Regions from separate parts of the Homo sapiens genome. Here region 1 is linked to region 2. Evidence: chromatin contacts called from ENCODE Hi-C data. All regions are on one chromosome and are shown on one strand. The core of a region is the stretch at or near the end of the contact, and the rest is flanking DNA. Distances in the headings are between cores, read along the strand shown. Region 1 holds the start of BCAT1 (branched chain amino acid transaminase 1). Region 2 has its middle 140 kb from the start of SOX5-AS1.

Region 1 (7,292 bases), core at 2,213-4,712, 590 kb before region 2:
TGGATCTCCTGGGCTCCAGTGATCCTTCCACCTCAGCCTTGGGAGTAGCTTAGACTGCAGGCACATACCACCACAAACAGCTAATTTTTGCATTTTTTGTAAAGACTGGCTTTTGCTATGTTGCCCAGGCTGGTCTTGAACTCCTGCTTTGACGTCCCAAAGTGCTGGGATTATAGGCGTGAACGCCCGGCCCTCATATTCTTCTGTGGATGTTAATTCCCTAACTTTCTCACTTCCCTTCAAGCTCTTTTTTTTTTTTTTTTTTTAAATATATACTACCTTCTCTCTTCCTTTGTTGCTAACATCAAAAGAATCCTTAAGTAGGGGTAACAGCAACAGGGTTGGAGGTGAAACTGTACCTTCAAGCCAAAAACAGCCTGAAGGCTGAAAGACCAGACTGCTGGTCCTGGATGAAATCCATGACGCAGAGTGAGAATTTCTGTTCCTGTTTGCCTGCCCCTCCCCTATTCTGAGCCGATAAAAAGCCCCAGGACTCAGCCTCATGGAGGAGACTTTCCTGCCTTCGGGTAGGGGGACCACCCCCGCTTCCCTCTCTGCTGAAAGCTGTTTCATCCCTCAGTAAAACTCCCCGCCTTGCTCACTCTTCAATTGTCAGCACATCTTCATTTTTCTTGGGCATGGGGCAAGAACTCAGGAACCAATGTGCAAGGCAAACTTGTCTCAGGCGGGCAAATTGCGTGGGGTGCCTCCTGCAGCAGGTAGTATGCCCCGAGCTAGGCCTCCGGCATTGCCGGCTAGAGGTCCTTGACTGGCAAAGGGACTGAGAAAAATCCTGCATTGAGGGAGAGGGGGGCGAGGGGCGGTCGTTGGATCTAGGAGTAATTGCCAGGCTTGCTCTAGAACTTATTAATGCATTTATATCTATGACCCCATCACTCTCTATCCCCTTATTACTCTTTCTCATAAAATTTACCACATGGTACCTGTTTTTTTTTTTTTTTTTTTTTTTTTGAGACTGAGTCTTGCTCTATTGCCCAGGCTGGAATGCAGTGGCATGATCTTGGCTCACAGCAACCTCTCTGCCTCCCAGGTTCAAGCGATTCTTGTGACTCAGCCTTGTGAGTAGCTGGGATTACAGGCACCCCGCAACCACGCCCGGCTAATTTTTAGTAGAGACGGGGTTTCACCATGTTGGCCAGGCTGGTCTCGAACTCCCGACCTCAAGTGATCTGTCTGCCTCAGCCTCCCAAAGTGCTGAGATTACAGGTGTGAGCCACCATGCCGGGCCATAGAGTAACATCTTTATTGAGATATAATTCACATAACATACAATTCACCTATTTAAAGGGTATAATTCAGTGGTTTTTAGTGTGTTCACAGGGTTGTGTAACCATTACCACAATCTAATTTGAGAACATTTTAATCAATTCAAAAAGAAATCCAACGCCCATGAACATTCACTCTGCATTCCACCCTGTCCCCAGATTGAAAACAACTATGTGTTTTCTGTCTCTATGGATTTTCCTGTTCTGCACATTTCAGATAAGTGGAATCATATAATATGTAGTCATTTGTGAGACGCTTCTTTCACTTTGCATAGTTTTCAAGGTTCATCCATGTGACTGCATGTAATCAGTACTTCATTTCTTTTTATTGCAGAATATAATAATATTCCATTGTATGGATGATACCATGTTTTATTTAGCCATTCCTCAGTTGATAAACATTTTGCTACCTGATTTAAAGCTTACTTTCTGTTTCTCACACTAGTATATGAGCTTAATGAGGGTAAGAACATTTTTGTTGTTTCCCACTCAGTCCCTAGCATTTTGCACATTGCCTGTCTCATGTCAGTGTCAGGTTCAAATCTATCTAGCTGTGCTTTCACTGACGGGGGCCAGGAGGTTTCACAAGGACTCAATGGCTGATTAAATGCTTACAGATACAGATTTCTCAGGGCAGAACTTCTGCAAGCATTTTGGCTGTGGTCAGTTACTTTCAGGTTTTCATTACTTTTTGGTTTTCACAGCATCCGCAAGTGCCCATAGCCATTATCTCAGCTGCCTCTCTCTTTACTCTCTTGCCAATGGTGCCAGGCCACAGCAGGTGTTATCTTATCACCTCAGTCCACCATACATATGCTTATCAATTTGAGGGGTCAGCAATTTCACTGGAGGCTGAAACCCTTGTCATAAATGGCTCCATTTTGAGACATTTCAGATTACAAACCACTGTTATATACCAGCCTAGCATGTAGAAATCACTCAGTACATTTATTGAACACATAATTTAACCATTCATTCACCTGACCAACAGTCATTAAGCACTGACACATTTGTTTTCAACACTCCCTCTCTTCCACGGCAGGCCACTTGGTATGGGAGATAAATATGACAAAGGATCTGCCCTTACGAATCTCATAATCCACTGAAGTGACAACTGTGCAAACAAATAATTAAAGTAAAATTAAGAAGCTGGGCACAGTCTCACATCTGTAATCCCAGCAATTTGGGAGGCGGAGGCGAGGGGATTGCTGAGGCCAGGAGTTCAAGACCAGCTTGGCCAATTTAGTGAGACCCCATCTCCATTAAAAAATGATAAAATAAAATAATTGATTTTGAGAAAGGATGTGGACAAAGTGCAGCACATAGACCAAGGGCCCAGTTCTGTTTGAGGGCATTGGAAGCAACTTCCACAGCAAAGACTTGGGTTGAAATTTACAAAAATAGGAGTTTGCCAGCTTGACAGAGAGGCAGCGGAGGTCAACCAGCAGCACACTTAAGCAGTCATGGAGGCTGACCTAGGCGCTGGACATGGAAAAGTAGCAATCCTGGAGCTTTGTATAGATGTGGGGAGGGAACTTACAGGGGACCAACTAGGCTACTGGGCAATTTCACATTATAAAGAATTTTATATGCTCAAATTAAAGGATTAAAAATTTTCCCCCATGTACATAATAAATTGGCAAAAATGGTTATATTTGAGGGTGACTAAGGAACTCTGGGAAAGAGATCGGCAAACCAGGCACATGTTCTTGACTACTGCAAAAGTACATTTAAAGTAGCCGCGGGGGATACATGTATACTTTTGGGCAGGATTGTGCCGTGGTCCTCTCAGCATGCAGCAAAGTTACTTTGGGGACAGTAGGGAGGTGGGCAGGAGCCAGTGATGACGGAATGGCAATCACATTTGACCTCTGATCTGTTTATTTCCTCCTCCTTGACGTCTCCATATAAATGTTACACGGGCATCCCCACACTCGGATACGCACCCACAGTGGCTGATTCGGGGGTAACCGTGTCATTTGCTTGCAACACTGGCACCTCTGCCCTGCACCCCGGGAGTGAGCAGTGAGTGAGGCTCGGGTCTGGGCGCTGGCTCCGAATCTTCGGGCTGGGAGAGACTCCACCATCTGGGGGCGGCCTGGGGGAGCAGCCTTAGTGTCTTCCTGCTGATGCAATCCGCTAGGTCGCGAGTCTCCGCCGCGAGAGGGCCGGTCTGCAATCCAGCCCGCCACGTGTACTCGCCGCCGCCTCGGGCACTGCCCCAGGTCTTGCTGCAGCCGGGACCGCGCTCTGCAGCCGCAGACCCGGTCCACACGGCCAGGGGCTACGACCCTTGGGATCTGCCCTCCGCTCAGCTCGAGCTTCCCTCGTGGCCGACGGAACAATGAAGGTAACTACTTATGGTTTTGTCCGTGTTTTACAAAAATGTGTGCGTGAATCGAACCGGCGATTTCTCCAAGAAACATAGTTGGCAGGGAGGGGAGGAAGGCGAGACAACCATGGCTTATATCCCCCGCAAACGTCTCAGTATCTTCTTTATCAATCGTAGTTTGCGGGGACCGTGCATTCTGTTCAGATTTCGGTTTAACCTCCACTCGCAGGACGTGCCTTCTCGGACTTTTTCACATTCGCTTTTGGGAACGGAGGTGAAAGTCTGCTACAGCTCCCTCCCCTGCTTGTGAAGTTTGGAAAGGAAGTGAGGGCTTCTCTCAGTTTCTCCTATGCACAGGAGGTGGGGAATTTTGGAGAGGAGGTCTGGGGATGTCCCGGGCTGTAAATGCGCTTTCCTGCAGCGTGTGTTCGTGATGCAGGAGGGAGCGGCTGGAAGAGTTGACCCGGGTGGAGAGGGGAGGGAGAACGATCTTTTCACTGTTAAAAGCAGAAGGCCCCTCTTATTTTGTTTCTTGTGGAAATTAAAGCTTCTAGGAGTTACAAATGATAGACGCCTAAGGGCATTCATTTGTTAAACCAGTGAGCACCCTAATGGCTCTGATCTTGCTAATCAAGGATAATTAGCCTAGCTGCCTATTATTTCTGACTATTTAGGTGTAGGGATGTACACCGTTGAGTGTTTTGTTTTCCTAGTTTCACACACTGGAAAACTGCAATCGCATATAAAACCCGAAGAGCAACTTTTTCCAAGGAAAGTGAAGGATGGGCAGATATTCTTGCCATCTAACATTTTGGAATTGAGATGACCATAATGCAATCTGAACTTCTGGTAGGAATAAAGCCTCGTTTCAGAGTTTCTAAGGAGGGAGATGAAGCGTGGTTCTCAACTGCTCTTATCTACAACCCATCCCAGACCATAGTTTCACTTAGAAGAAATAATATGTAAATAGCGCCTTTGTTGCCAAACAAAAACTTTCACTACAATTAAACAGTAACCGAGTGGAAACTATGCGTTTTTGTATTCAACAGAGATCACACAACTTTTCTTCTATAGTTAGAGGTTCTATTTCTGGCTTCCTCATGCTTGTTTCATTTCAGATGAAAAACACACTTTAGTTGATTATAGCTTTAGTAAGTAAAAGGAGAAAACTAAGAATGAACAGTCTTGCTTTTCCAGCTTTTTCCTGTCCATGTGCAGTTGTGGTTAATTACGCGTTTTTGTAGGTCCAAAAACCCCTGTCCCTTCCACAAGATACTTTTATAACATGGGGAACTAGGTAAGATATCTACAAGTAGTCTCTTTTCTGTTTCCTGATATTTCCTAAGATTAAGAAAGAAATGATTGTATTCTAGGTATGATCGAAGAAGTATGGAAGGTTCCATTAAGTTAGTTTTATCACAATATTTCAAACATCTTTCCACTTATCTCTTAAATATGTATTGCTATCACAAGCTTGATTTTTTAAAAAAATGTTATTTGCACATGGCATCTTGATTGCCTTTGTCCTCAGCAAATTCTCCGGGCTTAAGTCATGCATGAGCTTGTATTTTAAGACAGACACATGCAGAATGGGCAACTTGGATAAGAAACATAGGATATACACTGAGTAGCATGTGTACAAAAATGGTAAGTGAGTATTATGACTTAATAAATTTAGATGGGGATTTAAAAATGATACACATGTAAATGGGATTGGAGGCAAGGGAAGTCCGTGTGTGTGTGTGTGTGTGTGTGTGTGTGTGTGTGTGTGTGTGTGGAGGGAAGACGGGAGGCCTAGTGGGGAGAGAGGTTTTACATTCCAGACACAGGATGTGGCCCCTCAGGCTAGGCTCAGAGATGTAAAGCTAGTTAAGCTGGCCTAACAAAAGGGTGGTGGTTAGAAAAAGGAAAAAAAGAGGTGGGGGTTGGGGAGGAAAAGAATTTAATGCTGGCCAATATTTTCATCTGATAAGTTTCAGTAATGAGTAATTTCACTGGATTTCAGAACTACAGAGAGAAAAGGGGAAAAATATTTTTCCTTTTTTACGCAAGAATTTCTCTTGCTTTTCAGCTCATTAGAACCAGATCTAATTATTTGAAATGAGTTTAAAACCTTATTATGAAAGGAAGTTGAAAACATTCGATCACAATTGAGTTTTGTACTATGGACTAAAACCAAGATGTGCTTTCTGTCAGTAGCTGTGCAACTCCCTGAAAAAAGAAAAATAGCGCAGAGCGATCTGAGCTTTGTGAAGGCTACACAATTTATCAGGCCCAGAGAGATAGGAGTGTGAGACTTCAGTCACGTCCCCCCGTACGCATGCGCAGGAGTAATTATTTAAAGACATTTTGTTCCTGACTAACTGCCTCACTCATTATGTTCCTGGAATTTGTGATACAAAAAAACAATGTTTAGCCTATCAATAGTTTATATAGTTTATGTTATTTTAATATAAATTCTTCTCAACTTAGAAACTGCCTCTTTTTTCTTTTAAAAACCCACTTGTAACTGCTGTATATATTCAGGGCAACTTGATTTGGTGTTTCGTTGGTTGCAGTCCTCAAATTTGACCTCAATATACTCTCTACTTATATAAATTTTGTCTCAGTTTTGTCCGTAGGCTGACATTCCAATTGTTTTCCTAATTATATATTTTGTTCCTTATTTCTCATGTCTAGAAATAAAGCTAGGGAAGTAAACAGCTGGAAAACTGATAGTGGTGTTATTAACCTAACTGAGAGGGCTGGGCTTATGAGTAAATTATTCCTGTGCATAAATGAAAGATTGTTTCTAAATGGCAGCTATGTTGAGCCTTTGTATTAGTTACATCTTTTGGGGTTTCAGGTTGCCAGCTTCTTTAAATGGCCTCTTCTCAACTGGTATAGGAAGTTGGAAAATAAAGAACTTTCTTTATTTCCCTTTAGTGTTGGTAACCACAGTTTCTTTAAATAACAGATGCCCACCCCAGGGAAACCCAGTGGCATGATCAGCCTTATGCTCAGGAAGGTTTGGTTGCTATACTGGAGAGTGAGAATCTGGGACCTTCCATGATAGACATAATTGTGCCAGCTATCCTCTACTTTCTATATGATGCTATCATTCTTTTTTCTTTTCTTTTTTTTGACAGAATCTCACTGTGTTGTTCAGGCTGGAGTGCCGCAGAGTGATCTCTACTCACTGCAACCTCTGCCTCCTAGGTTCAAGCAATTCTTGTGCCTCAGCCTCCTGAGAAGCTGGGATTACCACCATGCCCAGCTAATTTTCGTATTTTTTTGTAAAGACGGAGTTTTGCCATGTTGGCCAGGCTGGTCTGGAACTCCTGGCCTCAAGCGATCTGCCCATCTCGGCCTCCCAAAGTGCTGGGATTACAGGCATGTGCTATCATTCTTTTTGAGCACAGGAGGAAACTATGGCTGATCTGCTCATTTTACTGTCAAAAATATAGGCAGCTTTTGTATTGTAACATTATCCCCTTAACAGCTGTCCAACTGGTCTATACATTTCACCTAACATATGGTAAATGTTCCTACTGTTGGCCTTTCCTGAGCCTCTGTCCATTCAACTAAGGCCACTGCAATGGGATTGTATGCAGTTCAGCCAAGAAATAAATGTGAGGTGCAACTCACATTTTTTAAATGTTTCAAAATTAAGCATTTAGGTGCTTTTATTCATA
Region 2 (7,342 bases), core at 1,359-3,858:
ATTAGTAAAGACAATTGCCCCTCTGAATAGGACATGAGCTAAGGAGTGAACAGAGGGAGAAAATTCACATACATGTTTTGAGTTTCACTTTAGGACTCTTGAAAGCTTCGGTCACTGATTGGGATTTTTCTCTAACTGGGAGTCAAAGAGACAAAGCATCTAATCTAAATAATCTTTCTCAGGTTTTCTAAAAATGCCTGCCGACGAAAACATGTCAGACAACTGATCCAATAGGGCCTGAAGGTTTTCTGTTTGTTTGTTTTAAATCCATTCTTTCCTGGGAAGGAAATAAAAGAAAGCTTGAGGTTGGTGACAGATTTGGGCTCTTGCCACATTCCCACCTCACCTTCATGGACATTTCTCTACTTCAGAGGAAGTTAATATTTTCCAGAGATGTTCCATAGGTATTCTAAATCATACTACAGACACCTGCTCCTATATATGGGTATGTTGTTCACCTAAGATGAATCAGACTTTTTTTTTTTTTCATGTGCTTCCTTTAAAAATCCTCATTAATCTCAGTCTGTAGAATTTAGGGGGAAAGTTGGGTTAAACAGTTGACACTGTTTAATGTAAATGATTTATGATTATTCCTTATGTATACACAATAGGCACTTTATAAATTAGATTGTCCTAGGAGTAACATGATACATAAATGTTATTGCTATAAATTCTACACTTGGCTATATATTTTGTATCATGTAACCAGTGGGCTTATAAATGCTGACTATTTCAACCTGCTCTTTCTACTCAATATTGTAAATGGTGACTTAGGTAAGCCTAACTGAGATGTATACAGAGGCAATCAAATTGCAAAAGAACAGGGCATGCTGGCACCGCTCCAGCATGGCTTCTGGCTGTGTTCCAGAAGTGATGGCAGAAAGAAGAGACAGAGGGGAAGGCGAAACTATTAAATATATGTAGCCAAAAAATGAATCTAAATTATTACTAATTTTTTTTTGCTCAGTAAAACCAAGAGTCTGGTGAGAGAGAAAAGGGGAAAAAGCAGCGCAAACAGGAAAAAAGCATGAGTAAAACCAACTTATCAAAATTTAGTAGATGTTATTTCACAGGTGAATTTTCATTATTTAAATAACAGTAAGGATAAAGTTAGTAGCTCTATAATTATAAATGTTTTAATATCAATAAATATTTCATATATTTTTATATAGTGTGTAATAGGAATAATATTTGATTACATGTTTTTACGTATCTGTGAATGATGAATTTGAGGAATTGGGTCTTGCAAATCACTTAATTCTACTGGTGGATCAAGACACTTTATTATATGTATAATGCTGTTATGCTAATAGCCCTCCTTTTTTTTTTTTTTTTTTCACTGTGGTTTCTTAGCCCACTGTGATTTTCTTTCTGAGATCCTATAGAATTTGAGAGAAAAATCCCTGAATAAAATATCTAGCTAATTATTAAATATCAAACTCATCTAAAGTATTGAGTTAGAGGGGAAAGGGTAGCACGCCTATAACTGACCAGCCAGGTTAATATTAGTTTCCTGGTGTCGACTCCTTACCTGATCACAGAGTCCTGTCATCAGGGCTGATTTGAGTTGTACTATGCACTAATTTGTGTAAGGGAGAACTGGGCTGTGAAGAATTCTATTTTGTTTATAGTGTCTATTCTGATAGTGATTTTATCGTCCATTTTATAGGCTGAGTGTTCCAGTTGATTCCCTCTCCCCACGCCCTCTTAAGTATTAATGTCTACACAATTGATCTGGTTACCCGTGAAGTCAGTCCAAATAGGCTGTTACGGTGACTGAAAATACAAGACCAGTAATTTTAAAACCTAGAGGTTACTGTCTTGCACAAAAGGACTAAATCTTAGCAGGAAATCCCCAAGTGAAAAGATGATGGGACTGAATTCAGCACTCTGTATGTGTGACTTGTAATAACAAACATTATTTTTTTGGCTGTGATATTGAAGGAAATATCCAAATGTGCCCCTTATGACTTCTGTAACGTACTTTTAATTGTCATACTCTGGAGCTATCCTGGTGCATGCATGGGAAAGAATATACATATGCACATATCTCTATATTTGTAGGCACTGTAGTCAAAACACTTATTTGCCTAGCTGACTTAGCTGCATAGTTGACTTACCCACCCACCATCAAACCCTCTAGAGGAAATAGGACAGAAAGGTCACACAGAAGCAGTAAAGCCAATGATCTCTTATAAAACAGTTATTTAGGTTCTCAGTGGCACTGTTCATCTTCTGGAAGGGAGATCACTCCAGTCTCTGCCCATCCCTGTGTCATCAGCGTAGCTCTGGACTCTTGGAGTAGAAGAAGAAAGCCTATTCTACCTTGTTGCTGCTGTACACTCAGGTAAGCCTGAACTGAAATCCCAGAGAGACTGCTGTACCAGACAGGCTAGACTATGGGGAGATTCTAGTGCTGATGGAGGTCTTTACAGGGCTCAGTTTGTCCTGTCAATTTTAACCATCGTTTAAAATTCCACTTTTTCTTATAGGGGTTTAAATTTAAATGCAAGACCTGTATATTTATGCACATGTGCGTGTGCGCACGTGCATGCGCACACACACATGCGCACACACACACACACACACACAAAACCTGAAAAAGCCTCATCACTGTTGGTTCACTGTTTGTTTCAGTGCAGAATACTTAGAGTACCTGTCATTTACTGAGGACTTTCTTTGTGCCAGGAATTGTTCTTGGGCTTTGCTTGTATTATATAATTTAAGCCTCCTACAGTACCCCATGAAACAGGTAGTATTATTATACCCACTTTTTCAGCTGAGGAAATGGAGACAGAGAAATTGAATAACTTGCCATGGTTCAATAGCTAGTAAGAGGTGGGGCGGGATTCACACCCAGGCAGAGTAATCTCAGGGCTCGAGCATACATTTTTCTAGGTTGATTTATAAGCAACATGCAGTGTTTCATGTATGAGAAGAATGCACTGGGGCCATCACTGAGCAAGAAATGGGATCTGCATTGTTTTTGTTGTTGTAATGGTCATGTAATTTCCTCTCTCAGGCCATGGTGTGACCAATGGCAAACTTTTTTTTGAGAGAGCCAGTCAAAACTGCATGGAATATTCTATGGCCACAGAAGAGAAAGGAATGTGCTGGTCGATACGAGGAGCTGACCTAAGACCTTGCTTTCACTGTAACCACAGTAAACAAGCGAGTTAATGAACCATAGATGTTTAGTGTGTCATCAGCGTCTTTCAATTTTGTCATCCTGGGTAGCTACCATCAAGAAGGACGGAGTGCCCTCTATGAATATGTATTTAGTACTAGATATAGCAATTTATTCTTTTGAAGAGCACTTTATCATTTTGGTTTTGATAAATGTATAAACAATAATCAGTAGTTAGGGGTTTCAGGCGAAAATGGATGCCATTATTAGTGATTTAACAAGTTTTCCTGTGAATTCCATGTGTATCACTCAGTCTGGATCTTGCGACCCAGGGATACATATATCCAGTTTTTAGAACAGCTCACTTTAAAAGCCTCTTGCGCTATGAACCACTAAGATCTCAGAACTACAGTAGTTACTAATTTCCACACTTTCAATATGTAAAATGAAGTACTCAGACAAAAAACCTCGAGGCTGCATAGGTCAGAATATTTGCTTAAACTAATAATAAGATTAGCTTTTTTAGTTCTAGCTCTCCTTTTCCTATCTATTTGCCTTGCTAACAAGGCCTTACTCCTGTTCAGTTACCTAGTGCCATGATCCCTCTACTTTTTGGACTTTTTATGATAATTTGAGCTGATTTTCCTAGTTGACATAAAGAATTTCCATGAGAATAATAAAACATAAGGACTATTCATCAAATAAGAATGATGAAAACACGAAATTTCACCCAAACTGGGCAAAAGTGCATCTCACTGCACAGAATTCCATAACATTTTGAAATTTGGTCTTTACAGATATTTTTCTCTGCCTGAAACATGTGTGCTGGTTCTATTTATATAAGGGAATAGTGACATCCTGTGTGTAGCTAGACTAATTGCCTCTGTAATTAACCTATTTGAGGAGGAAGTTACACAGAAATAAAATATCACTGAGTACTGAAAGAGGCAATTTTGTTTTAAAGCAAACTTCTAAGTAACTTTACCAAAGGCTGTGGATAACAAAAAGATTCTGTCTCCTTCCCTTATTTTATTCAGCTTCTCCCTTCCCTCCGTCCCTGCCATCCTTTTTCTTTTCTTCCTTTTCTTTCTCTATACAATTCCACTAATCCTCTTCATTTTCTCCCTATGACCTTTATTCCCCATATTATAAGCTAAAAATCTAGTTGTTGTGAGTGAAGATTCTATTTTTAAATCCAGAATTGGGGAATGATGTAAGTGTGGTGAAAAGAGACAGCTTTTTTGTTTTCAAGGCTATTCAAATGTCTTTGCAGGTCAAGAGTAGGTAGGGTATGTCTAGAATCATTTGGATGTCTTAGAAGCTGATGACAAAAAATCTTAGCCTTCTTCCTTATCCCTTGATAAAATATGTATTAATTAAATTTAGAAAAGAGCACGAGAGCATGCAAAAGCAGGGTTTCTGTTGACTTCTTAAAACCAGCAGAAATTATTGGAATGCAATATGTTGCAATAGAAAGAGTACAGTTTTTGGAGTCTGAATTATTCAGATCTCTTCCCAAAAGTATGGCTAAGGGGGAGCAAGAAGAACAACTTCTTCCTCCATGCCCATTTTCTTTAGTGCCCCTTGTAAACATTTCAAAAGGTATTATGTTGCCAAGACATTTGAGAGAACAGTGGGAGAAAGCAAGAGCAAGATGCCTGTAGATAAATTAGTCAAAATTATCCTGTGGTGTGTGTCCTAACTCATCCATCAGATAACGGCAAGACCGGAGCATCAAGGCCCTCACCCAGCCTTAACTTCATGAGTAATCCTCTGCACCATAATCAAAATGATATTTTGAATCAGATCGCTTAAGACTTCTTTCATGGGATAATGTGATATAGTTTTCAACTCAGGTAACTAAGTTTGTATTTTGCACATTATACTGACTTGAAAAAGCTCAATTTAAAGTTGTCCCTACTACCAAGAAGAATTTCCTTTTGAAATATATGAGAATTTCAAGCCAAAGCAAACGTAGTCACTGCATTATGTACTGATAAGCATGGAATAGTTGGAGTAGAAATGTTTCTGGGGTTCAAAGCATGGTGGACTTGGATTCCTCAATTTCCAGGATACAATTTTGATGCCTCACTTTCTTTATCTGAGAAGTGGGGATAGATATATACCTCCTTTCTAAGGTAAACGTGAGACTTTAGTGAAGAAGCATGTATGTAATACTATCCAGAGTGTCTATAAATAAATGCTTAATAAATAGTAGCAAATATTATTTTAGATAATGTTTGACGAAGCAAAATGATTTAGATAGCAAATAGTTGAATGTAAAGGTAATTAACTTTATCTGGTTTAACTGTTCTTCAAGTGGATTTGATTAATGACCTATGCTTGCCATTTATTGCTTTGTAATCCTTGCTGTAGTAACCTTCCACTTTTATTGATAATGTTTATTAGCAACAACTAAATTACCATTCTTGGAAGACAGTGAAAGGACAATTTTTTTTTTTTTTGAGATGGAGTCTCGCTCTGTTGCCCAGGCTGGAGTGCAGTGGCGCGATCTTGGCTCACTGCAAGCTCCACCTCTTGGGTTCACACCATTCTTCTGCCTCAGCCTCCCGAGTAGCTGGGACCATTGGCGCCGAAAGGACAATTTTTTTTGGCAGTTAAGTATTATTTCTTGGGAAAGATACAAAACAAAGAGGAGAAAGGAACACTTCAGAGAATTTTCCTGTGCATCACCTTTGTGATTAATACTGTAATCACTAATGATTATTGGATTGCAAAGAAGGCTTCTTATTGGTAAAAGGAAATCCTCAATTTTATATAAAAATAGTCATTCGATCCTGGCTATGTTTTAGCAATTTTGCTAATTAAATGTAGTATCTATAATTATTGAGGTGTCCCACATTTTTACACAAACCTCCCATCTGTTTTATTGGTGATTTTCAATAAGATAGTAAGAAACTCAGAAAACCATCCTGTAGAGAATCAGATTCAGTTGCTTCTTATTATCACAAAATAGTTCACTCATCCATTCAACAAATATTTATTGGATGCCCGTTACGTGCCACACACTGTGCCAGTCTTGAAAATATGGTAATGAACAAAGTAGACAAGGCATGGATTTTATAGGCAGACAAAGGAGGTAGGTAACCCAAAACAAGGGATTGTAATAAAGTATGTAAGTCTTAAAATATAGAAAATTTGTTTGGTGTTTTGGCTAAACTGAGGCATACAATTTCAATAGGCTTTCTTTTTTCTTCTTTCTTTTTTTTTTTTTTGAGATGGAGTCTCGCTCTGTCACCCAGGCTGGAGTGCAGTCGCACAATCTACCCTCACTGCAACCTCCGCCTCCCAGGTTCAAGCAATTCTCTTGTCACCCTCCAGAGTAGCTGGGATTACAGGCCCACGCCACCACGCCCAGCTAAGATTTTGTGTTTTAGTAGAAATGGAGTTTCACCGTGTTGCCCAGGATGGTCATGAACTCCTGAGCTCAGGCAATCCACCCGCCTCGGCCTCCCAAAGTGCTAGGATTACAGGTGTGAGCCACCGAGCCTGGCTGAGGCGTACAGTTTCAATTGTGGTTGGTGGGGTAGGTAGTCTTATCTCCTTTTAATTTCTGTAGCATTTTCCCTGTGCTTCCGTTGGAACCTCCTGCTTTGCATTCTAATTCCTTGTGATGATGGCGTCTTCATCACTGCAGGATTCTGAGGAGGCAGGCAGGATACATGCGTGATTCTCCTTCCCATCTTTGCACAGAACCTATACTCGTGCACTGCATCTGGTAGGCACTAAATAAATGCTGTTGAAGGCATGCAGCAAGGAAGAGGTCCTAAAGTCTTGTTTCTCTTGTCTTAAAAAAATTTCTTAAATATTTCACCTCGAAATTTCTCCTCCTTCATGTTAATGGCGGTACAGGAAGATAAATAACCCAATGAAAGTCATTATTTCTCCCCACCATGCCCCACTTATCTATTAGTCTCTCAAAATGTAATCCACACCAAACTTCTCTGGAAGAAATTATTATTTGTAAGACATTCAAAGTTTGCTCTATAGAAGTCTGACTTTATTTGCCATGTGCAAATAAGAATGAAAGAAGCATCTATTATTCATGGTACACATTGGGGTGTCATGATCAGCCTTTTTTCTCTGCCACTGGATCTGTCAAAAGGGTTAATGTTTGGGATGGTCAGTATCTAGTTTTAAAAAGTCAAAACTCTTCATTGGTTAATAGAAAGATATAACATGTAACCGATGGTT

What was found. Hi-C counts contacts between places; a loop is a spot of excess contacts on that map. Pooled maps may share reads with other maps.
Region 1: a map with no recorded cell type shows a loop between it and region 2 (6-fold over the local background). The contact joins the promoter of BCAT1 here to the enhancer-like site in region 2. A Hi-C loop is called at or near these places in 4 of 37 single-sample maps with no recorded cell type and 4 of 50 pooled maps.

What each region holds. Positions count from the first base shown.
Region 1 is chr12:24,945,271-24,952,562 of GRCh38, reverse strand. It overlaps BCAT1 (branched chain amino acid transaminase 1), which reads left to right and starts at 3,462. Exons shown (of 11, transcript NM_005504.7): 1 at 3,462-3,636. The coding sequence starts at 3,631. It overlaps BCAT1-DT (BCAT1 divergent transcript), which reads right to left and starts at 3,400. Exons shown (of 3, transcript NR_199054.1): 1 at 3,233-3,400. RefSeq lists enhancers at 209-278, 659-728, 3,009-3,098, 3,219-3,568.
Region 2 is chr12:24,356,862-24,364,203 of GRCh38, reverse strand. It overlaps a transcript of SOX5 not described here. Among named protein-coding and RNA genes, the nearest start is that of SOX5-AS1, 140 kb to the right of the region's middle. Within about 2 kb of position 2,608, at least 2 of the 41 ENCODE cell types and tissues checked have a DNase peak (open chromatin) inside an H3K27ac peak, as active enhancers do.